Regions from separate parts of the Homo sapiens genome. Here region 1 is linked to region 2. A link is a contact called in ENCODE Hi-C or POLR2A ChIA-PET data. All regions are on one chromosome and are shown on one strand. Each heading gives the region's core, a stretch centred on a gene start or an enhancer-like site at or near the end of the contact. The rest is flanking DNA. Distances are from core to core; before and after follow the strand shown.

Region 1 (7,281 bases), core at 4,540-7,039, 1.9 Mb after region 2:
GTCCCAGCTACGTGGGAGGCTGAGGTGGGAGGATCGCTTGAGCCCAGGAGGTCAAGGCGGCAGTGAGCTATGATTGCACCAGAGTACTCTAGCCTGGGCAACAGAGCAAGATCCTGTCTCAAAAAAAAAAAAAAAAAGAAAAGAAAAGAAAAGAGAGAGAAAAAAAAAGACAAGACAAGACAGTGTGGATTTGAGCCTAAGCCAAGCTAATTTAAAAAAAAAGGAAAGAAAATTTAGTGTGGAAGAAGTTTCTTTTCTCCACTCCCCCAGTTTTCCTTCCTAGAGGCAAGTACTCTCCCATTTCTTTTGTGACCTTCCTGAAAATCTCTGCATGTTTGTGGATGTGTGTTATGGATGCATGCACTGCCCCCTTTATTTTCTTAATGGGAAAAAAAAATCTACACACATTTTTTTCTACACTGGTTCTGAACTTTTTTCACTGAAAAATATATCTTTGAGATTGCTTTATCTCAGTAGGTGTGGATCTAACTCTTTTATTCATGTCTTTTATGGTTTCTCATTTTATGGCTATAGCACAATAGCACCATCTCTTTTATTTATTTATTTATTTATTTTTGAGATGGAATCTTGCTCTGTCACCCAGGCTGGAGTGCAGTGGCATGATCTCAGCTCACTGCAACCTCCGCCTCTCAGGTTCAAGTGATTCTCTTGCCTCAGCCTCCCAAGTAGCTGGGACTACAGGCGTGAGCAACCATGCCCGGCTAACTTTGGTATTTTTAGTAGAAATGGAGTTTCACCATGTTGGCCAGGCTGGTCTCAAACTCCTGCCCTTGTGATCTGCCTGCCTCGGCCTCCCAAAGTGCTGGAATTACAGGCATGAGCCACCACACCGTCTATAGCACAATTTCTTTAGCTTAGCTTATTTCCAGTCTATTGCCATTTTAAACAGTGCTGCAGTGCATTTCCTTAACCACACTTGTTTGTATACGTGTGAAATTGTGAGACAAAGGGTATGTGTGCTACATTTAAAAATTATAGGCATTGTCAGATTCTCCTCCCTGGAGTGGATACTCCCACCAATAGTGCAAGGGAGTACCAAGAAGAGCCCTTCTTTAAAAAGAGAGTGCAGTAAGATGTTGCCTACTTAGATTTCCCGGGCTTTGCTGAGTGGGCATTGATAGACACCCTCTGAGTCCTGCAGCCTGGACTAGGTGACCTTGAATGGGGCCACTGGGTGAAGAGCAGTGCAGCAGTGAAGTGGCAGGGATTACTGCCATCCTTGTAACAACAACAGTTTTATTACCACCACCAAACATTTGCGTGGTGCTTTACAGCTCACAACACAGTTCCATATACATCGTTTCATTAAGAGGTTTACTTTGTCAGTCCCCATTTCTCACTCCTATAACCCCAGCACTTTGGGAGGCCTAGGTGGGTGGGTCCCTTGAGCCCAGGAATTCGAGACCAGCCCGGGCAATATGGCAATACCCCGTCTATACAAAAAATAGAAAAATTAGCCGGGTGTGATGGTGCATGCCTGTAGTCTCAACTACTGGGGAGTCTGAGTGGGGAGGCTGACTTGAGCCTGGGAGGTCAAGGCAGCAATAAGCCGTGATTGTGCCACAGCACTCCAGCCTGGGTGAAGAGCAAGACCCCATCTCAAAAAAATAAAAATAAAAAAGTTTGCTGTATCAGTAAAAGTGAATGTTCTTTAAGAGAAGAACACCTATAAGTGTATCAAATCAAATGCACTTATATTTCTCTTGAAAATTTCATCAAATAATGGGAGACTTTAGGGCCCTGGCCCATGGAGGATCTGTCCTATTAGTGCTGAACAGGGACCTGGCCTGGCTAACTTGTTCTCTTTATGATTCAGTTCAAGCAGACACCACCTCCTCCTGGGAGCCTTCCCTGACCATCTCCTCCCCATTGCCTCCTCTTATTCCATCCCCAATCTGGGTTTGGTGCCCCAGTGGGCTCCTAGATTCTCTGGTCCTATTGCTATCTTGCTGATCAGTGCCCCACATTGATGGCTTTGTCTCTTTTGACGGTGAGCTCCCTAAGGACAGGGAGCATGCCTGGTTCATCCCCGCGTCTCAAGTCCCCAGCACAGGGCTTGGCACAGGGAAGATGCACAGGGATAGAGGAGCGAACTCTGTGGCTCAAAGGGCTTCTTTCTGGAGCTTTACTATGTGAGCCCCGGTGTTTCCAAGCTTTGATGGTGGGTTTGAGGAAGACAAAACCAGACAATCCTTTCATTTCCTTATTTAAGCATCTGTCCAAGTTTGCATCCGAGCATTCCTTCCCTGCAGGGTGGGGATGGTGGCCACAGCCCTGTCTGGCCCTTGACTAGCATCTGGCTGCCCGTGGAGCTTTCAAAAGAGACGGGAAGTTAGCCAATAGGCTTGTGAAGCTGGAAGACTGAGCCTCCCTTTTCTTGGAGAAAAAAAGAAAACCCTCTTGCAGCTCCTGGCCCACCCAGGGTTGTACAAGGCCCTAGGGAGTCTCTGGCCAGGATTATCCAAATAAATGTGTATCTCTGGGCAGGGAGAAAGGAAACCATGAAGCAGTTTAACGCTCTCCTTCCCAGACTAAAAGGTAAACCCTGGCTTCCCTCTTCCTTGCTCACTGGAGACTCTTGTTCTGCTTTGTTTTTTTCCCACAATTAAAAATATCTTGGCAATCAGTGTATTCCTTGACCAGATAATTGTCCCACTTGATGTGAATGTATCTGTCTATCTCCTACTCAACAGGGTGGAGTACCAGGTTCAGTTCAGCCTCCTGCCACAGGGAAGGTCCTGGGCAGTTCACTGAGCCTGATTCTCAGGTTGTTCTCCTGCGCTGAATTTGTAAGAGTGCATTCAGCTGCAGGTAATTGAGATGCTGACCAGAGGCGAAAACAAATAGGGGCTTATGTTTTTAAGGAGAAGTGAGGAGAGAGGCAGTGGCTGGAGGTTCAGTAGCTATATTCTCTGATTCTCTAGGCCAGTGCCGCCCAAAAGAAATATAATGTAAGCCCATATATAATGTTAAACTTTCTATTAGCCACATTTTAGAAATATAAAGACGTGTTGAAATTGTAATAATATATTTTATTTAACCTAATATATCCACACTATTTCAACATGTAGTAAATATAAAAAATGATTACTGAGATATTTTGCTTTTTGTATATTACATTTTTGAAATACTGTGTATTTTACAGCTCATCTCAGTTAAGTCTAGCCACACATCAAGTGCTTACTAGCCACATGTGGCTAGCGGCTGTCAAATTGGACTGTGCAGTTTTCCTCATGCTTGTCACCTTGTAGTCACAAGGTGGCTGCTGCAGCTCCAGCCATCACATTTGCTTTCAAAGCAGGAAGAAGGTAGATGGGGTTGCTCTAGCTACATACATCTCTTTATCACGCAGGCAAAAGTGTTCCCAGAAACTCTGCTAAAATGTAAGCTCCATGGGCACAGGAATTTTTGCCTATATGTTCTCGGCTGATTCCCCAGCACCTAGGAAAATGCCTGACACATAACATGTATTTGTCTCAGGTTGAGTTCTTCAAATGCAGATGCTTAGTAGGTGTTTGGAGTGCAGGGTGTTCATCAGCAGTCAACACCTGTGAAAGGAATGGGGAAGACGATGATTGAGCTGAGGAAGAAGTCAAATTGTGTACAAGAGAATCAAATGTCTGCAGGTTCAAGCAATTAGGTCTCTTCCTACTTGGCCTTTCAGTAAATGAGTTTTGCAAGAAACAAGGTGGGAGACATCATGGTTCTCAGTTGATATTAGTGTTGTAGGACTTTCTCCTCAGTTCAGGTAAAAGCAGGGTTCTTGTCACATGGCCATGAAAGATTAGGCTCAAAGACACTTTGAAGGGTGAGAAAAATGGAATGTATTGGGTGAAAAGGAAGAAAAAAAAACTCAGCAAACTGAGAGAGGCTCCTATTAACAGGCCCCCATCTCACACATTGAATCCCAGGTACCACCCAGAACAGGAGAGGTCAGTCTCCTCCCCCTGCTAATGGTGCAAACTTCCCGAGGCCCCGCCCCATCCTCCCAGTGCACAGGCAGGTCAGAGGTTCTCTGGAGATCTCTTTATACTTGGCTGTCTCCTTAGGATGGTCAGCCATAAGCTACCAGCTCTCCATGTAACATGTACTAACATATATCCCGATACAAATATTGAAATATATAACATACATAGTTATAGAAATATATACTTAAGAGAAGTTGTAAATATAGTATATACATATATTTTTATGTATTATAATTATATTACATTAAAAAGTTACTCATTTCAAACTTCTATGCAGCTTCTTAGAAAGATAAACCGAGTCTATTATAATTTCAGAGGCTGCTCAGAGCCTTTGGCTCTATGTGACAGATTTCACTGCAACCTGGCGTATTCTACACCTCCTGCTATCGGTCTTACAGTCTTAAGAGATGTAAATACAGGGTAGCGAGCTATACCAAAGGGTGGTCTATGGGAAATCTGCAGTGGAAAGATTTTATTCTCAGGACCCTTTCTGCAGGGGACAGCTGTCAAAATCTGAGGAATATATAGGGGGAGATGTTTTTTAAGTTCAAATCTACAAGACTTAAGTCCAGGGGAAGTTTCATGTCCCCTTCCAGCCAAGGAGAACATGCTCATGTTTACTTGCAGCTGCCTGTTGCTCCTCTCTAGCTTTAAGAGAATGAGCTCTTGCATTTACTCTTTGCCCCTGGCATTCCCAATGTGTCTTTTTAAATTGTGGTAAAATATGTTTAACAAATTTGTCATCTCAACCATTTCTAGGTGTACAATTAATTCAGCGGCATTAATTACATTCTGGATGACGTACAACCATCACCGCTTCCTGTTTCCAAGATTTTTCCTCACTCCAAATAGAAACTTTGTGACCATTATGCAAAAACTCCCTGTTCCCTTCTTCCCTCAGCCCCTGCTACCCTCTCATCTTTTTGTTTGTGTAAATTTGTTTGTAATATTTCATGTAAGTGGAATCATATTGTCTTTGTCTTTTTGTGTTTGGTTTATTTCACTTAGCATAATATTTTTGAGGTTTGTCCACATGGTAGCATGTGTTGGAATTTCATTCTTTTCTTTTTCAATCTTAAAAATATATTTAACCAAATATATCCAAATTATTATTATTTCAGCATGTAATCACTGTGAAATTATTTAAAGCTATTTTACATTTTTTCGTACTGAGTTTTTGAAATCTGGTGTGTGTTTTATAGAGCATCTCAATTCAGATGCTAAATTTTAGTCAGAAATACTTAATCTGTATTTAAATTTTATAAAACTTACAGTTGAAAAAAGTAGATTTACATATCCAAGTTATTCCAGTCATAATTAAAACTTTTCCAGTAACTGAATTGAGTTTGAGGTTTTTTTCAAGCAAAATGTGGTAAAATATACATAACATAAAATTTTAACCATTTTAAAATGTATAATTTGGTATCATGAAGTACATTTACATTGTGGTACACCCATTACTATCATTCATCTCCAGAAGGTTTTCCATCTTGCAAAAATGAAACTCTGTACCCATAATCAGTCACTCCCCTCTCCTCCCCACCCCCACCCCCAGCCCCTGCCTACCACCATTCTACTTTCTGTCTCTAGAGTTTAACTATTAGGTACCTCGTTTAAGTGGAATTATACAGTATTTGTGGCTGGCTTATTCACTTGGCCTGATGTCCTCAAGGTTCATCTGTGACATATGCCAGAATTTCCTTCTTTTTAGGACTGAATAATATTCTATCCTATGTATGTACTGCATATGTTTATCCATTCATCCAGTGAGGAACCCTTGTTTTTTTTTTTCTGCTTTTTGGCTAAGATGAATAATGTGGTGATGAACACTGACGTGCAAGTATCAGTTTGAGTCTTTGTTTTCAGTTATTTTAGGTATATACCAGGAGTGGAATTGCTGAGTCATATGCTAATTCAACTTTTTGAGGAACCACCAAACTGTTTCCATTTACCCTTATATTTTAAATTGCCATCCCTGAGTTAAACTTTTCGCAATTATTAATTCATTCAAAAAATCATTTTCAGCCAGGCATGGTGGCTCACTCCTGTACTCCCAGTGCTTTGGGAGGCCAAGGTGAGTAGATTGCTTTAGCTCAGGAGATTGAGACCAGCCTGGACAACATGGCAAAATGCCATTTCTACAAAAAAATACAAAAAAGTAGTCTGGTGTGGTGGAATGCACCTGTAGTCCCAGCTACTTGGGAGGCTGAGATGGGAGGATCGCTTGAGCCTGGGAGATCAAGGCTGTAGCAAGATGAGATGACACATCTGCATTCCAGCCTGGGCAACAGAGTAAGACTCTGCTTAAAAAAAAAAAATCATTTTAAGTGCCTGCTACATGCCAGGTGCTAGGGACATAGCAGTAAAGAAAACAGACAAACCGAGCACGATGGCTCACGTCTGTAATCCCAGCACTTTGGGAAGCTGAGGCATGCAAATCACCTGAGGTCAGAAGTTCGAGACCAGCCTGGCCAACATGGTGAAACCCTGTCTCTACTAAAAATACAAAAATTAGCCAGGCGTGGTGGTGGGTGCCTGTAATCCCAGCTACTCAGGAGGCTAAGGCAGGAAAACTGCTTGAACCCAGGAGGTGGAGGTTGCAGTGAGCCGAGATTGCGCCACTCCACTCCAGCCCGGGCAACAGAGCAAGACTCTGGGTCGAAAACAAAAAAAAGAAAACAGACAAAATCCTTGTCCTCTTGGAGTTTATGTTCTTATCAGTGAGAGAGAGAGAGAAAGAGAGAGACAATAAACAAATGTGTGGGGAGTCTGTGTGTGTGTGTGTGTGTATGTCAGGTGTGTGTATATCCTAGGTAGAAGATACAGCAGGGCAGGGAGAGGAGAGTAGGTTGCTGTTTGATATAGGATGTCCTGGGAAGGCTTCTAGAAGATGGTGACATTTGAGCAGAGACCTAAAGGAGCAAGGTGATGAGTGTGCAGTTCTTAGAGGGGAGTGAATGCTAGGCAAAGGAGCAGCAGGTACAGAGGTGCTGACGCAAGTGTGCTCAGGATGTTGTGGAAACAGCAAGGAGACCTATGTAGCTGGAAGGAGGCAGGCTGGGGGTGGTAAGAGATGGGCCAGAGAGAGAGTGGGGTTGGGCCTTGGAACCCTTGAAAGGACTTGGGCTTTTACTCTGCATGAGATGCAAAGCCACAGGAGGCTTTGAGTGGAAAGTGACATGACTTCCTCAGGTAAGGAACTGTGAAATCTTGGGGATGAAAAACGTAAAGGAAGACTAGGGTCTCTCCTATCTGTGAGTCACGACCATCTCAGGCCTAAGGAATGTATTAC
Region 2 (7,018 bases), core at 1,611-4,110:
TTAACGATGATTAATTAAACAAACTCGAGATTTCACGAGAAAAAACATAGATGCCCAGATTTAACAAACTCCTTATCTTTTTTCGACTTAAACCCACGAAGCTTTGGGGAGCACTCTAGCCCCTGCTACTCACCCATGCAAGCGGGGTGCGCGCTCGCGCACACACTCACTCACTCCAAGATAGGGGCTTTCTAGGAAAATACTTTGAGCTGCCAATCCAAGATTTTACTTAAAGAATTGACTTGGTTCTCAAGTGACAGATCTCTAAGTGCCAGAGCGGCAAAGTGCACCAGGCTGATAAAGTGCATGCCAAGACTCTCAGGTGGGAATTCTTGTCACAGCCAAGAGGTTGCTGGCATAGGCACCCGAGGCTGGCAGAGCCTAGCCTCTGAGTCTCCCTACACTCCTGGGCTTGCTTTCCTTTTTGAAGCTGCCTGCAGCTCAAAGAGGAGTTTGAACCAAGGGCACTTGCTTCGCGATCCTCCTGGCAGAGCCACAGCTCAAGTTTCCCCCACGGAATCACGAGCTTTTGTAAAGGGCAGCGAGGAGGCAGCGAGGTGGCAGCGAGGTACAGTCGCAGAGTTCTCTGGAGAACGAACACCCCCGCCGCGCCCCACCCCCCAGGACTGGTGGAGACTGGAAGGAACGAGTCCAGACCACGGGACCTTCCCTGGCCGTGGGCCGACGCCTAGCTGTCCTTGACCTCCCCAGCAGTCGGAGGCGCGCGCGGGAGAAATGAAAGTAAAACCTGTCCTGGCGCGGAACCAAGTGGAAGCTGGCGACAAGTAGGTCGCATCCTCAGAGCGACTGATAGCCAGTCCTGGATCTGCGCGAAGAGCTTGACTCGCAGAGGATAAAGTGAAAGGAAAAGGAAATGGGAGACAAGGGAGAAGAACAATAGTTAGGCTGGGGAGGCTCCTGGTCACCGAGCAGGCGTTCAGTAATAGCTGCTGTCTGCGGTGCAGACGGACTAGTCGCCCGGCCAGGCCACTTCGGTGACTGCCCTGCGCCCAGCCGGGCGGCCGGATCCAGACCAGTGCGCCGCGCTGCACTCCTCTAACCCTCCGCGTCCCAACCCCTTACCAGGGCCAGGGTCAGGGCCCGGAATCTGTCCTCCGTCCTCAGATGGAATTCAGGTCCGCTCAGGTGACTCCTTCCAGGAAGAGTCCTTAAATAACTTCCGCGCGGCCATTTCTTCCCCAGGTGCAATGTCCACTGTTGAGTCCCGAGAGTGAAAAGGCAGCTAAGCCAGCAGTGCGCGGCCCAGACAGACCACTCTGGGCAAGGTCCGCGCGACCCACTGCCCAGCCGCCTTTGCACCGGAGCTCAGAGCCATATGGCAGAGTAGGAAGGAAGCTTAAAGGTCTGCTGGGGACCGGCTCTAAGATGGGGACTCGAGAGATGGGACATGACTCGCCCACCTTCACACAGCGAATTGCCGGGAGGTGAGGACTAGAAGCCTGTTTGGCTAGTGGTCTCGCACCTTTGGCCTCTCCGTCGAGTCGCTGGGCTTCAGGACATTCGATTAGAGGAGTGGTTAGTAGGACCCCAGAAACCCACAAGCACGAAGCAGGAAGCCCCGTGGCTTAGCCTTTCCTTCCCAGTTTGGCCCCCAGGAGAGAAGTAAGAAAGAGAAGAAGCTGTGATGAAAGAGCACAAACGGGTGACAAACGTGTCTAGCGTGATTCATCATGAACAGGCACAAATTCTTTGGGCGGGGGCTAGGACTCTCCTTTGCCCCTTGAGAAGTTGGTGACCCCAGCCTAGAGGAATCCACGCCGCGCCCCAGTCGGCCGTGCTAGCGTGTCGGGCCGAGTAGGGACTCTGCTGCTTCCTACCTGCAGGGTGACTTCCCCTCTCTGCAGATACCTCCCCTCTCTGAGCTTGAATTTTCTACCTGCTGAAATGGGAAAAGGAATGTTACCTTCCTTGCCTGACTCAAGGGTGGCTGTGAAGCTCAAAGTAGACTGGGATGTGGCCGTGCTTGGTAAACTGTAAAATGATTAGCATACGTGAAGCGTTAGTGTGCTCCCTGGCAGTCAGTCCTCACGTTTACGATGGATTAATGAAGGCAGCCAGGCACAATCTCAGGTTATGACCTTATAAGGCATAATAGGATTACAAGGAGGCAAAATGAAACAGTATATTTCCTCCTAATTTTGGTTATTCCTATGTTTCCAAATAGAAATGAAAATTCTGAAATTTCAGATAATTCCCCCCTCCAAATCCCAATTCTCAATTTAGCTTTTCTGAGCCTTGTCCCTACCGTGAAATCTTACTAGCTCACCCCGAAACGCCGGGGTCTTGGTCCTCTGGGGGACTAGTGAGTCCTGCTCCTCTCGGCTTTGCTCCGTCCCTGCCCCGGCCCCTCCGCGGGAGTCTGGGGTCGCGGCCCGGTCAGGCGCCAAGCCGGCAGGGGGGCGCGGTCCACTTGAGGCCACAGCTCCCCAGGTCCAGGGCTCGGGCCATCCGCGCTGTCCCTTCCGCGGGCTCTTGCTGTTCTTCGCCAGGAGGCTTTGCACTCCGGGCCGCATGGGTCCTGGATAAGGACCTCAAGAGGTTGTAGTGGCGCCCCTTCGCTCCGGCGTACTGTCTGAACCCTGTGCCCAAAGAGGGCTGTGGCAGTTCCTGCACCAACCGCCTGGAGCCCATACCTAAGCCCTCTGGGCACGAGGGACCTCCTCTCCCCCGCTCCCCCCTCCCCCCATCCCAACTCCAGCCCCAAAGGAAGCAATGCGCGCGTCCGAGAGCAGGAGCGCGCGTGGCTGAGGAAAGAAAGGGAAGGCAACCGGGCAGCCCAGGCCCCGCCCCGCCGCTCCCCCACCCGTGCGCTTATAAAGCACAGGAACCAGAGCTGGCCACTCAGTGGTTTCTTGGTGACACTGGATAGAACAGCTCAAGCCTTGCCACTTCGGGCTTCTCACTGCAGCTGGGCTTGGACTTCGGAGTTTTGCCATTGCCAGTGGGACGTCTGAGACTTTCTCCTTCAAGTACTTGGCAGATCACTCTCTTAGCAGGTAGGTGCCGCAGACCCTGCGGGTTAAGAGGTGGGGTGGGGGGCAGTGCTTGCCAAGGCCCTAAACTGGGAGCGCTGGGTGAGGGGAACAACCCACTTTGGAGGGTTCTCTGAGAGATAGATACACCCCATATCCTGGGCCCAGCTCGTGCACACAGCTGGAGGTCCAGAGACCCAGTCCCCTCTGCTCCGTCAGCCAAGTTCCAAGAAGTTGAGCAGAGACCCTCTGGGAGCCTGGCGGGGTGCAGCGGCCTCCCCTGCGGGGCCTGTCACCCGGCCGGCGCGTGCAAACGCCTCTGGCGCCTCTCTGCGCGGAGGGAGATAAGCGTCTGAGCCAGGGAAAGCGCGGGCTAAACCCGCCTCGCCGGGGCCCCTGCCCGCCCTCCGTGCCCCGCCCGGGCGGTGCAGCTGGCCCGGGTGCTCACGCTCGACTCTCTTTCTTCTTTTCCAGGGTCTGCGCTTCGCAGCCGGGATGAAGCTGGTTTCCGTCGCCCTGATGTACCTGGGTTCGCTCGCCTTCCTAGGCGCTGACACCGCTCGGTTGGATGTCGCGTCGGAGTTTCGAAAGAAGTGAGTCCGGGCAGCGCCTTCCCCCTTGCTGGTACCTGGCAGGCAAGGGGAACTGACCGTTGGTCCCGAAGGTCTAGAAGTGAATGGGAGCAGGGACAGGCCTGGGCGTCACCTGAACGCACGCGAATCGGGTCTGCTTGTGTTTTCCAGGTGGAATAAGTGGGCTCTGAGTCGTGGGAAGAGGGAACTGCGGATGTCCAGCAGCTACCCCACCGGGCTCGCTGACGTGAAGGCCGGGCCTGCCCAGACCCTTATTCGGCCCCAGGACATGAAGGGTGCCTCTCGAAGCCCCGAAGACAGGTAACTACGCCCTGTGCTGTCCAGGGACGGGAGGGAAGGAAGGTGTGCGGGAGGAGTTCTCTGTCTCCACTCCCCTGGCCCGGGGGATCGTCGGGGCTGGACCGCAGCTCAGATGGCGCGAGCAGTTTCCAGCTCCCTCTGGCTCTAGAATGGCTCCCGTTCCCGGTGTTGGGGCCAAAGCTCTGCTTGATGGGGTCTCAAGTTGCCTTTCTTCCCCCTCCCCCCGCCCGCAGCAGTCCGGATGCCGCCCGCATCCGAGTCAAGCGCTACCGCCAGAGCATGAACAACTTCCAGGGCCTCCGGAGCTTTGGCTGCCGCTTCGGGACGTGCACGGTGCAGAAGCTGGCACACCAGATCTACCAGTTCACAGATAAGGACAAGGACAACGTCGCCCCCAGGAGCAAGATCAGCCCCCAGGGCTACGGCCGCCGGCGCCGGCGCTCCCTGCCCGAGGCCGGCCCGGGTCGGACTCTGGTGTCTTCTAAGCCACAAGCACACGGGGCTCCAGCCCCCCCGAGTGGAAGTGCTCCCCACTTTCTTTAGGATTTAGGCGCCCATGGTACAAGGAATAGTCGCGCAAGCATCCCGCTGGTGCCTCCCGGGACGAAGGACTTCCCGAGCGGTGTGGGGACCGGGCTCTGACAGCCCTGCGGAGACCCTGAGTCCGGGAGGCACCGTCCGGCGGCGAGCTCTGGCTTTGCAAGGGCCCCTCCTTCTGGGGGCTTCGCTTCCTTAGCCTTGCTCAGGTGCAAGTGCCCCAGGGGGCGGGGTGCAGAAGAATCCGAGTGTTTGCCAGGCTTAAGGAGAGGAGAAACTGAGAAATGAATGCTGAGACCCCCGGAGCAGGGGTCTGAGCCACAGCCGTGCTCGCCCACAAACTGATTTCTCACGGCGTGTCACCCCACCAGGGCGCAAGCCTCACTATTACTTGAACTTTCCAAAACCTAAAGAGGAAAAGTGCAATGCGTGTTGTACATACAGAGGTAACTATCAATATTTAAGTTTGTTGCTGTCAAGATTTTTTTTGTAACTTCAAATATAGAGATATTTTTGTACGTTATATATTGTATTAAGGGCATTTTAAAAGCAATTATATTGTCCTCCCCTATTTTAAGACGTGAATGTCTCAGCGAGGTGTAAAGTTGTTCGCCGCGTGGAATGTGAGTGTGTTTGTGTGCATGAAAGAGAAAGACTGATTACCTCCTGTGTGGAAGAAGGAAACACCGAGTCTCTGTATAATCTATTTACATAAAATGGGTGATATGCGAACAGCAAACCAATAAACTGTCTCAATGCTGATTCATTCTCTCGGCTCGGCTCTCACGTCTAGGAAGGGAGGGTGCCCTGGTCCCGGCCCGCCCAGGAGCCTTGGGGTCCCGCCGCCGGGCTTGGGAAGGTGGGACAGCGGCGCGTGCAGGTGCTGGCCCTACTCTGAGCGGGCTGAGCTGTCACGAGCTCTGTTCTCTGTGTGGGGCGCGCAGAACACGTGTCCTGGGTGCGAATCAGGGCTTCGCGGAGACGCCCGAGGTCACCGCCTGGCGTGGCGGCCGGCGGGGGGTGGGTAGGGGGAGCCCTAGTGGGTTGGCGAGCCTGGACTCTCGGGTTGCGCAACGGAGTCCTAGATTTATAGGGTTGCTCACAGAACCCGGCGCGAAAGCGAGCTTCGAAGAGTTGGGGTGGTCTCTGAGGCCTTCTAAGAGAGGCGTTCCCCCTGCCTGCCGCGGTTGTTAAAGTTCCAAGCCGCCCTAGCAATGCGTGGGGACACCTCCGGAAAACCCAGTAACCCCTAGTAACCCCGGGTCTGCCCGGGCCTGAGCGCCCGCGGGCCGCTGGCTCATGGGCGAGGCTGTAGCGCCCCCTGCAGGCAGCTGAGACAGGCCCAGCGCCGCCAAGCAGTACGTGCGGTTTAATAAGTTCTCCTACGTGGGAGTCAGCACACAGCCTTAATGAAAGAGGAAAGAAAGAAAAAAAAAAAGAGAGAAAGAAACAGTTTGCAGATGCCAACCAGGGCCGTCCTCCTACACCCCCCAGACCTGCACCGCGGCTCCCTGTTCTGGGACAGTGACTCAGCGCCCACACGCTGCGCTGCGTGCAGCTGCCGGCTGGAGGCGGGCAGGACGGACGTGCCGGCGGAACCGTGAGCCTCCGACGGCCTGAGACCTTCATTGTTCCGCCTCCCCTAGCCGCTCACCTCTTCCTTCCTCCTTCCCAAGCCTTTTTTCATTTTTTTCTTCACTTTTCTCCAGCCTTCCTCTCTCTCTCTCCTTCCTTCCTCCTTGCTTTCTTTATATGCCTTATCTTCTGAGAAGGTTGACCCCAGTTCCGGCGATAGACGGACACTAAGCCCCCCTTGAGTGACTAGAAAGGCAGGGGACATAGGAACAGTTAGGACATAAGGGAAGAGTAAAGAGAGGGACCCCTGATTTTGATTTCAGGGTGCCCTGTTTGTCTCATCCAATATCCTGAAGACCCAAGATGGAGACCAGCTACTTGTCCCTTCCAAAAAGCTTCCCTGGCCTTAATGTCAGTGCTTGTAGGTGATCTCAGAAACCTCCCTGGTGAAGAAAACCTGAAGGTGAGTTTGGAGAATGGAAATGTTTCCAGGGTAGCCTACGGCCTTCTGGGGCTTTTGCACATTACAGGGTCCCCTCCGAGGGGCTAGGATGTTTAGTTTCTTGCAGAAGAGGACTGCATACCCACTGAGAGAGAGGGGCCCTACTCTGGGGTCCAGAGATACCTCATTCCAAAGCAGTTTCAATTTAGAAGAAAGTAAACTCGAGTACATAGAATTTCCTTAAGACCATACAAAACCTCAGTTTGGGCACCTGGCTGTTGACAATGCCAATCTCATATAGTTTATTGTCCTGTTTGATCTTAATAATTGTGTGAGGTGTGCCAGAATTGAGGAGGTTAGAAATGCAGCTACAGACCATTCTTGTCCTCAAGGGCCTTTCAGAAAAAGATTCACTTTGTGGGAACTCTGTGCCAGGCACTGAGAAGGTACCAGGCATGTATGAATGAAAGAGTGACTCAAGATTCCTGTCATGGAATTTCTGTGCCAGTGAGTGGGTTCTGGGTGGTCTGAAGGGGCTACAGAAACTGCAGAGAGCAGCAAACACTTAAGCCTCGCAG

Evidence for each region. A loop is a pair of places that touch in the nucleus more often than their neighbours do. ChIA-PET counts read pairs that join two places held with the same protein, here RNA polymerase II (POLR2A). Pooled maps may share reads with other maps.
Region 1: a pooled map shows a loop between it and region 2 (3-fold over the local background). The contact joins the enhancer-like site here to the promoter of ADM in region 2. A Hi-C loop is called at or near these places in 1 of 37 single-sample maps with no recorded cell type and 2 of 50 pooled maps. POLR2A ChIA-PET finds 5 or more read pairs at or near these places in 1 of 52 experiments (BJ).

The regions. Positions count from the first base shown.
Region 1 is chr11:12,168,827-12,176,107 of GRCh38, forward strand. The region is part of intron 3 of MICAL2 (microtubule associated monooxygenase, calponin and LIM domain containing 2); the gene reads left to right. Among named protein-coding and RNA genes, the nearest start is that of MIR6124, 8.8 kb to the left of the region's middle. RefSeq lists an enhancer at 5,766-5,815. Within about 2 kb of position 5,790, at least 6 of the 41 ENCODE cell types and tissues checked have a DNase peak (open chromatin) inside an H3K27ac peak, as active enhancers do.
Region 2 is chr11:10,302,213-10,309,230 of GRCh38, forward strand. It overlaps ADM (adrenomedullin), which reads left to right and starts at 2,861. Exons shown (of 4, transcript NM_001124.3): 1 at 2,861-3,017; 2 at 3,468-3,586; 3 at 3,737-3,886; 4 at 4,120-5,185. The coding sequence starts at 3,489. The coding sequence ends at 4,429. CAND1.11 (a long non-coding RNA gene) reads left to right here and starts at 6,101. Exons shown (of 4, transcript NR_103765.1): 1 at 6,101-6,461. It also overlaps a transcript of SBF2 not described here. RefSeq lists enhancers at 569-648, 669-848, 5,702-5,971 and silencers at 1,773-1,832, 2,323-2,422, 2,603-2,652, 3,333-3,382, 3,403-3,452 and 2 more.